Linked DNA regions of Homo sapiens: region 1 is linked to region 2. Evidence: read pairs that join two places in POLR2A ChIA-PET (ENCODE). Cell type or tissue: A673. All regions are shown on one strand.

Region 1 (5,000 bases), 100 kb after region 2:
TGATTCTTTTGCCTCAGCCTCCTGAGTAGCTGGGACTACAGGTGTGCACCACCATGCCAGGTTGATTTTTGTAATTTTAGTAGAGATGGGGTTTCAGCATATTGGCCAGGCTGGTCTCGAACTCTTGACCTTGGGTTATCGCCTGCCTTGGCCTCCCAAAGTGCTGGGATTACAGGCGTGAGCTACCGCGCACACCCAAGAAAATAATTTTTTTTTTTGCAACAGAGTCTCGCTCTGTCGCCCAGGCTGGAGTGCAGTGGCGCAATCTCTGCTCACTGCAAGCTCCACCTCCTGGGTTCACGCCATTCTCCTGCCTCAGCCTCCCGAGTAGCTGGGACTACAGGCGCCTGCCACCACGCCTGGCTAATGTTTTTGTATTTTTAGTAGAGACGGGGTTTCACCGTGTTAGCCAGGATGGTCTTGATCTGACCTCGTGATCCGCCCACCTCGGCCTCCCAAAGTGCTGGGATTACAGGCTTGAGCCACCATGCCCGGCCGAACCCAGAAATTTGAGGCTACAGTGAGCTATGATTATACCATTGCACTCTAGCCCAGGCAACAGAGCAAAACCCTTTCTCTAAAAAAAATGAATAAATATTTGTTAATGATGTCTCATATCTATCCATTCTTCTTCATTCTATCATTATCACCTAATTCGAGCCTTCACTACATGTCTTGATTTATTGCAAAAATCTTAGAATTGGTCATCCACCCAGTCTAACCCCCTTTTCTACCCATCCTGTCCCCTTACTGCCAAGTTAATCCTCTATAGGACACACTATTTTTATTATGTTACTTTTACTCCTTTATTAAATATCTGCAAAGATTGTATATTGCCTAAAAGTTCCAATGGAAATTGACTAGTACAGGTCCACTATGTTCTGCCCTACCTATACAATTTTAAATTCTGTCTTCTACAACAGACTCCATATTCAACATAGGTTGATATCCTGACTGCCCAACCCGCTCTCATTAATCTTTGCAAGTCCCTCCACTCATTCCCTTGAAATACTGGGCGAACTCATCCATTCTACACAGCCTACAAAAAACAAGTCAAAGGGATTATACTTATTTCTTGTGGCTCTGGAGGGCAGAATCAGAATTATGGGTAGAAAGAATGGAGCAGATTTTAGAATCACTGCAGAAAATTAATAATGGCAGCAATTGGATGAACTAGAAGATGGAATGACTAGAAGCAAGAGTACTTTTATCATAGGAATAATGAATCAATTTATTATTTTATTTAACAACTACATGGTTAACATGTATATAAAGCACTTATCAAAATGAAAGGAAAAAAACACCTTTCATAGGCAAGGTATTGTGTTAGTGTGTACAGATGGATGGATGGATGTATATATGCATACACACAACCACATACAATACAGTAATTAATAAACATTGTACATGATAATTTGCTAAAGAATGTTCCCAGAGGAGTATACATTCAGGACAACTTGAATCTGTGTCTCCTGAATTGGGAGTCCTCAAATTTGGCCCAAATAAACTCTCTACTTATATTAAAACAAACAAAAAAAGTTAGAAATCCAAAAGAGGGAAAAGACCTTTTCGGCTAAGAGAAAAAAGCAGCATCTGAGATGGACATCTCTTAAAGTATTACAGATTGAAATAATAGGTAAGAAGTGGCTACAGAGAAGAAAGAGTAAGAGGATGATACCTGATTGTTTTCAGGGCTAAGACGACCTCCTGCCCCAGGAGTGCCTGGTATCTTTACCACTGCAGTACTATTGGCCATGGAGCCTTGTGGAGGGGTGCTGGCTGGTTCCGGTTTTATGGATGAGAAATTGGAGAGGTTGATTAGGGCTGAGGGGCCAAACTGGTTCATAATCTGCCGAGCTTTGGACTTCAGCTCATAGAGCTTATCGAGATCCTGTTTCTTTTTGGAGCTGTGAGGACCAAGGCCAATTAACTGGAGAAGAAAAGCACAAGAATTAGCTCTAGAAGAACCTGTAATAAAGGATGAATCTTGAGAGTAAAAAGAGGCCTGGTGCAATGGCTCACAACTGTAATCCCAGCACTTTGGGAGGCCCAGGTGGTAGCATCACTTGAGCCCAGTAGTTCAAGACCAGCTTGGGCAACATAGCGAGACCTAGTCTCTACCAAGAAAAAAAAAAAAAAAAAAAAGTAAGTAAAATGAGGTCTGTTAGACTTTGAGGGTTCTTCAGTATATATGGAATGGTGACCATTTAATATCCACAGGTTAAAAATTGAGGGAATGAAGAATGTTTATTACTCTCAGCTGATATTTAGAAACCATCTCATTTCCAAATATTAAGTGAAATAGTCCACAAAATTTAAACAAGGAAGCAAGTAAATGAAATGAAGAATCTTATGTACAAAAATAAACTAGGGCCGCGTGCAGTAGCTCATGTCTGTAATCCCAGCATGTTGGGTGCCTGAAGTGGAAGGACCACTTGAGACAGGAGTTCAAGACCAGCCTGGGGAACATGGGGAAGCCCTATCTCTGTAAAAATTTAGCTGGGGCTGGGTGTGGTGGCTCAGGTCTGTAATCCCAGCACTTTGGGAGGCCAAGGCGGGTAGATCACCTGAGGTCAGGAGTTCGAGAGGAGCCTGACCAACATGGTGAAACCCCATCTCTACTAAAAATACAAAAAAATTGGCTAGGCGTAGTGGCACATGCCTATAATCCCTCCCAGCTACTGGGGAGACTGAGGCAGGACAATCACTTGAACACAGGAGACAGAGCTTGCAGTGAGCCGAGATCACGCCACTGTACTCCAGCCTGGGCAACAGAGTGAGACTCGCCCCCACCGCCCCACAAAAAAAAAAACAAAACACAAAAAACACTTAGCTGGACATGGTAGCATGTGGTCCTAGCTACTCAGGAGGCTAAGGCAGGAGGATTGCCTGAGCCCAAGAAGTTGAGGCTGCAATAAGCCATGATCACACCACTACTGCATTCCAGCCTAGGTGACAGAGTGAGACACTATCTAAAAATAAAATGAAATAAAAATAAACTAGAGGCTGGGCACAGTGGCTCATGCCTGTAATCCCAGCACTTTGGGAGGCCGAGGTGGGTGGATCACCTGAGGTCAGGAGTTTGAGACTAGCCTGACCAACATGGAGAAACCCCAACTCTACTAAAAACACAAAATTAGCCGGGCGTGGTGACACACGCCTGTAATCCCAGCTACTTGGGAGGCTAAGGCAGAAGAATTGCTTGAACTCGGGATGCAGAGGTTGACGAAACTCCATCTCAAATAATAATAAAAATAAATAAATAAATAAATAAATAAACTAGAATAAGCAAGACATTTTTGAGAACTTTGTAAAAATAGTTAAGTACTACATGCATTATTTTTAAAGTATCAAATAATGTTAAATTCAAATAAGTCATAGCACAATCACATCCTTTAAAAAAATCAGTCACAAAGCTTAAGAATACAGACTAGTTCATTCTGGCATTTCAAACATGCTTAAGTCTATGTCAGGGCTATGCCCAATAAACATAACTTTTAGCAGCTGTTAAAAGTAAACTCCTCTTTATCAAGAGCAATTTTTCTCTGAGTGTTAGCAATCTAAGTACATGCAGAGACCCTAGTCTGGAGCAGCTGAGACTCCTGAATCTTAGAGTCATGAGGCTGACTCTGTGGACGTCAGCTTGGGTGTCATCACGATCAGAAGCACATTCACCAAGTTCTGCTCACAGTAGCCTCAAACTTACTTACAGCTATCTGAGTGTCTAGATCTTTAATTACATCAGCAACAGCTGTGAGCCCGGTGAAATGAGAGGCAGCCATTTTCAAAAGCTACCTGTAAATGAACAACTGGCATCAAGCACCATCCTTGCCATGGAACCATTTTAGTTGAATGGCCTGGTACATCTTCACCAACCAGGATCCAAGCAAACTGGATGTGGAGAAATATATCTCCTTTTCCTTAGTGGGAGCCAAGACAAACATCTCCATCTCTTTCATAAGCAACTTTGAAAATTAATTAATGATGATTATGGCACATATAGACCACCTTCTTATAAAATGAATGTCTGCTGTTAGGGATAAACTAACAGCATATGGAATATTTTATTGGGCAAAATTGTGGGATATGAGCCTGCAGGAATTATATCAATGGCCTTCAGAACTTGGTAAAAGTTGGCAATATAAATGTCTACTGTATCTATCCTACTCTTGTCCCTAGTCCTGAGTTCCTCCTCACCACACTGTCTGACTTTCTAATATGAGAAATCTGGCCCGGCCCAGTGGCTCATGCCTGTAATCCCAGCACTTTGGGAGGCCAAGGCAGGCAGATCACTTGAGGTCAGGAGTTTGAGACCAGCATGGCCGACATAATGAAACCCAGTCGTTACTAAAAATACAAAAACTAGCCAGGCATGGTGGCACGTGCCTGTAATCCCAGCTACTTGGGAGGCTGAGGCAGGAGAATCACTTGAACTCAGGAGGCAGAGGTTGCAGTGAGCCGAGATCAGGCCACTGCACTCCAGCCTGGGCAACAGAGCGAGACTCTGTCTCAAAAAAAAATAAAAATAAAAAAATAAATAATAATAATAAGAAGAAATCATGTTCTCCTGGTTTACGCTTAATAAAGGCAACTAAGTATGTACTGGTTAAAAAACCAAGATTAACTAGGCTGACTTGCTGGCCAAGAACCAGCTGATGGGGACAGCAGAGTATTAGGATCACTTGTTTGTTTTAACCATATGTGGCCTCCTTCTCCCCTACCCACAAACATTACCAATAGAAGAGTCAGGATAGAAACCTTTCTTAACATGGTAATAGCTGTTCTAATATTATAAAAGCAAACTATTTTCCCAAAGCAAGTTCTATGCAAAAGCCTCATTAAGGATCATCAAACTGTATCCTCATCACTCTAGCCTCACACTGAACATACTTTATCTCTCAAAAACATTCCCACAACCTTCAAGGGACTTCCCAAATAATACTGAGTATTGCACAAAATAAGTGGAGACTTTTTATAACAGAGATTTTTGAGTAAGAATT
Region 2 (5,000 bases):
AGAAATCGAGGCTGTGGTGAGGTCACTGGAGGTCAGGGCAGGAGCACCAGGCTCCGGGCAGACTGTCTAGACTGGCGTGCCTACCCACTTTCTTCAATAAATAAGGAAGGTGAGGTGGGGGTAGGGCAGCTCCAGCTCTGGTGGAGCATGGTCATGAGACTGGGATTTCATTCCACCTCTCTGTGACCTGGGTCACCTTTCCCTGAGCCTCATCTTCCCCTTAGCTGTAAAACTGGGATGAGTCTGCTCACCTCAAAGGGCAGCTGTGGGCATTCAGGAGTGCCTGATGGTGGAAGCTGACTCTGTAGCCGACTTATCTGTGACTGTCTCACTCTTCTCCCAGAGACTGTATGCTCCTTGAAGATGGAAGCTGTGTTGTGTGGGGCGGGGTGGGGAAGCATGATGCCAAAAGCCAACTCCTTATTCCCAGCCCAGACACTCACTGCCTGGTTAAGAAAACAGCCAGAGAGGCCGGGCTCGGTGGCTCACGACTGTAACCCCAGCAATTTGGGAGGCCAAGGTGGGCAGATCACCTGAGGTCAGGAGTTCAAGACCAGCCTGGCCGACATGGTGAAACCCCGTCTTTACTAAAAATACCAAGCAGTTAGCCAGGCGTGGTGGCTTGCGCCTGTAGTCCCAGCACTAGGGAGGCTGAGGCGGGAGAATCGCTTGAACCTGGGAGGCGGAGGTTGCAGTGAGCTGAGATCGTGAGTCTGAACTCCAGCTTGGGCAACAGAGTGAGGCTCCATCTCAAAAAGAAGAAAAGAAAAGCAAATAAAGGAAAACACACCCAGAGCAGTGAGAGAAGTCTGTATACAAGACCCATTTGTGCAGTAGAGGCTGTGCAGGCAGGTACCGGGAACAGGGCTCCACCTTTTAGAAGGTGGTCCTCTGGCCGGGAGCAGTGGCTCACGCCTGTAATCCCAGCACTTTGGGAGGCCGAGGTGGGTGGATCATGAGGTCAGGAGATCGAGACCATCCTGGCTAACACGGTGAAACCCCGTCTCTACTAAAAATACAAAAAATTAGCTGGGTGTGGTGGCAGGCGCCTGTAGTCCCAGCTACTCGGGAGGCTGAGGCAGGAGAATGGCGTGAACCTGGGAGGCGGAGCTTGCAGTGAGCCGATATCGCGCCATTGCCTCCAGACTGGGCGACAGAGCGAGACTCCACCTCAGAAAAAAAAAAAAAAAAAAAAAAGAAGGTGGCCCTCCATCCCCTGCCCTTCCCTGGCGATTGCCAGCCCAGTGCAGGGCCTCAAGTCTTCCATTTTGGAGAGGAAGCCTCTGGGACTCAAAGAGCACTCAGGTGCCGTCTCCACCGCAGCAGGGAGTTGTCGCCACTGTCCTTCCCCACATCTGTGGGTGGATCTGTCACCACCCACCCCACCTTCCCTCAGGCTCTAGCTGCCTCATTGTCTCCTCTCTGGTCTCACCATCCTCTCCTCAGCTGGCTTCTGCTCTCTGCTTCTTGGACTTGGCCAAGTGCATAGGGGATACTGGGGAGGCCTGCCCAGACTGCCTTAGCCCCTGCCTGGACCAAGGTCTGCCTTCAGAATCAGTCAGATAGGCCTGGGTTGCTTTTCTAGGCTGCCCTTTACTTGCTCTGTGAACTTAGGCCGATAAAGTTATCTTTCTGAGCCTCAGTTCCTTAACTGTGAAATAGGAGTGACAGTGCTGCCTTCTTCAGCTTCCTGTGAGGAATAAAAGGGTTTTGCATATGGAAGATACAGTGAGTTAGCCGGTGCCCCCAGGGGCTCATATTTTAGGAAGTTGATTGGTATGGTGGACAGGCATGTAAATTAAAGTGATTGTGATCCAAAAGTCTGTCCCAGTTTCTCAGAGAGAATGACTAGTTCAGGATGGAGGAGGGATCAGAGGAGGTGACTTTGAGACACCAGTAGATGTTCTTCCAGTGGGATAAGGGATGGGAAGGCGTTCCAGGTAAAGAGATGCAAATAGTATGGAGAGGACAGTTAGCATTCTGGCCTGGTGGGTCTGGCAAGGAGATTGTGTGGGAAGAGAAGGGAGGATGTGATAGATAGGAAATGAAGCTAAAGGTTCTGTCAGTACCCGATGTTGGAGACCTCTAATACCCAGCTAAGAAATGTGGGCTTTATCTTCCAGGAAAAGGGGACCACTAAGGAGTCCAAGCAGGCCAGCAGCTTGCTTCAGGTTTGAGGTTTGGAAAGATCATGAATGAGGCCGGGCATGGTACCTCACGCCTATAATCCCAGTACTTTGGGAGGTCGAGGTGGGAGGATCACTTGAGCCCGGGAGTTTGAGACCAGCCTGGGCAACATAGTGAGACCTTGTCTCTACAAGAAAAAAAAAAATTACAAATTAGCCAAGCGTGGTGGTACATGCCTGTAGTCCCAGCTACTCTGGAGGCTGAGGCAGGAGGGTCGCTTGAGCCTAGGAGGTGGAGGTTGCAGTGAGCCGTGTACGTGCTGCTGCACTACAGCCTGGGCAACAGAGTGAAACCCTGTCTCAAAAAAAAATAAATATATATATGTATATATATACACACACACATATTTATTGATCACGAATGACTTGGAGAATGAGAGGAGGGGATGAGGGTGGGGACCGGAAGACCAGTGAAAAGTTGCTGTCTTTCCTAGGGAAAGGAGGAGGAGACACAGTTCCAGGCAAGCTGAGAGACTACTAGGGAGCATGGGGAGGAAGGAGGCAGAAGAAATTTCTTTTTTTTTTTTTTTTTTTTTTGAGACGGAGTCTTGCTCTGTCACCCAGGCTGGAGTGCAGTGGCGTGATCTCGACTCACTGCAAGCTCTGCCTCCCGGGTTCACGCCATTTTCCTGCCTCAGCCTCCCGAGTAGCTAGGACTACAAGCGCCCGCCACCACGCCTGTCTAATTTTTTGTATTTTTAGTAGAGACGGGGTTTCACCGTGGTCTCGATCTCCTGACCTCATGATCCGCCCGCCTCGGCCTCCCAAAGTGCTGGGATTACAGGCGTGAGCCACCGCGCCCGGCCAGAAGAAATTTCTAATAACACTCAAGGACGCCAGCTCTGGAGTCTGACTAACTTGGTTCAGATCTTGGCCTTCTCTTCCAATCTTGAGTGAGATACTTCACCTTTCTGAGCCTCAGTTTTCTTCTCTGTAGAGTGGGATCATTGTGGCCAGCTTGTAGTGAAACGCTCCAGAATATTAGCCAAACACAACTAAGGAGATGTTGACTGGGTTTGTTCCATCCATGATAACAGATTTTTTGGTTAATGCCCCATGACACCAACACTTCATATAGCCCTTATGTGTCTGACTCCATTCCGGGCTGTGCTCATGGCAGCCCAGCCATCAGCACCAACTGTGCTGACATAATTGTTTCCTGCTTTTTCTCCTGACTTCTTATTGTGAGTACTTTTCATGCTAATACAGTCTCCCTCCCAGGCACAGCAGACTGCTACAGATTATTCTGATGAACTGATGAGATGTTTGCCTTGGCATACAGCTGTCTATCTAAAACAAGGGTGCCTCTTTTTTTGGTGGAGGGACAGAGTTTCACTCTTGTTGCCCAGGCTGGAGTGCAATGGTGCAAACTCGGCTTACCACAACCTCCACTTCCTGGGTTCAAGCGATTCTCCTGCCTCAGCCTCCCGAGTAGCTGGGATTACAGCACGCGTCACCACGCCTGGCTAATTTTGTATTTTTAGTAGAGATGGGGTTCCTCCACGTTGGTCAGGCTGGTCTCGAACTCCTGACCTCAGGTGATCCACCCGCCTTGGCCTCCCAATCTGCTGGGATTACAGGCGTGAGCCACCGTGCCCGGCCACAAAGATGCCTCTTATATCCCACATCCCTACCCCATCTAACTTTGCCTGCCTGACATCCTTTCTGGGATGGCTCCCAAGCACTTCAGATTGAATGAAAACACCTAGCAACATGGAGCTTCACGTCTCTTCTCTCCTGTTTGTTCAACAGTGTTCTCTATCTCACTACATGGAAGTCTACCATCTACCTGGTCATTTAAGCCCAAGCCTGGGAGTCTTTGTGTTTGGCCAAGCTCATAGGGGGATCTTGGGCAGGCCTGCCAAGAATCCTCTGGACTTTTTTAGGATGAACAAATCAAGCCAAGTGCTGTGGCACGTGCCCATGATCCCAGGCTCTTGGGAAGCTGAGGTGGGAAGATCGCTTGAGTCCATGAGTTCGAGGCTGCAATAAGCTAATTGCACCACTGCACTCCAGCCTAGGTGACAGAGTGAGACCCCCTCTCTTAAAAAAATAAAATAAAAGGCCAGGCATGGTGGCTTACACCTATAATCCCAGCACTTTGGGAGTCCAAGGCTAGAGAATCGCTTGAGCCCAGGAGTTCGGGACCAGCCTGGGCAACATGGCAAGACGTTGTTTCTGCAAAATATACAAAAATTAGCCGGGCGTGGTGGTGCACACCTGTAGTCCCAGCTATCCAGGATGGCTCAAGCCCGGGTGGTTGAGGCTGCAGTGAGCCATGACCATGCCACTGCACTCAAGTCTGGGCAGGACCCTGTCTCAAAAATAAATACAAAGGATGAACAAATTATGAGAGTAAAAAAGGGTTAGTCTCCTTTATCCTTGCTACACCTCCTCACCCAAAGCCAAGCAGTAGTGTAGCAGGATAAGCCGCAGACAAAACCCCCCAGACACCCAGTTAAAGAAGGAAGGGCTTTATTCAGCTGGGAGCTTTGGCAAGATTCACGTCTCCAAAAACTGAGCTCCCCGAGTGAGCAGTTCCTGTCCCTTTTAAGGGCTTACAACTCTAAGGGGGTCTGCATGAAGAGGTCGTGATTGATTGAGCAAGCAGGGGATATGTGACTGGGGGCTGCATGCACTGGTTATCAGAACGGAACAGAACAGGACAGGGATTTTCACAGTGCTTTTCCATACGATGTCTGGAATCTATAGATAACATAACCGGTTAGGTCAGGGGTCGATCTTTAACCAGACACAGGTCGCGGCGCCAGGCTGTCTGCCTGTGGATTTCATTTCTGCCTTTTAGTTTTTACT

What was found. ChIA-PET counts read pairs that join two places held together with the same protein. Peaks named below come from ENCODE experiments on the same cell type or tissue, not always from the same donor. Only the 100,000 strongest peaks of a DNase experiment are listed, where the experiment ranks them.
Region 1: POLR2A ChIA-PET joins it to region 2 with 9 read pairs; 9 of 35 experiments call an interaction of 5 or more read pairs at or near these places.

Annotation. Positions count from the first base shown.
Region 1 is chr1:28,620,236-28,625,235 of GRCh38, forward strand. It overlaps TAF12 (TATA-box binding protein associated factor 12), which reads right to left. Exons shown (of 6, transcript NM_005644.4): 2 at 1,679-1,930. The coding sequence starts at 1,846. Among named protein-coding and RNA genes, the nearest start is that of TAF12, 20 kb to the right of the region's middle. In A673, no CTCF peak of the experiment used is centred here; no DNase peak of the experiment used is centred here.
Region 2 is chr1:28,520,327-28,525,326 of GRCh38, forward strand. The region is part of intron 4 of RCC1 (regulator of chromosome condensation 1); the gene reads left to right. Among named protein-coding and RNA genes, the nearest start is that of SNORA73B, 14 kb to the left of the region's middle. RefSeq lists an enhancer at 3,733-4,234. In A673, no CTCF peak of the experiment used is centred here; no DNase peak of the experiment used is centred here; H3K27ac peaks cover 1,596 bases.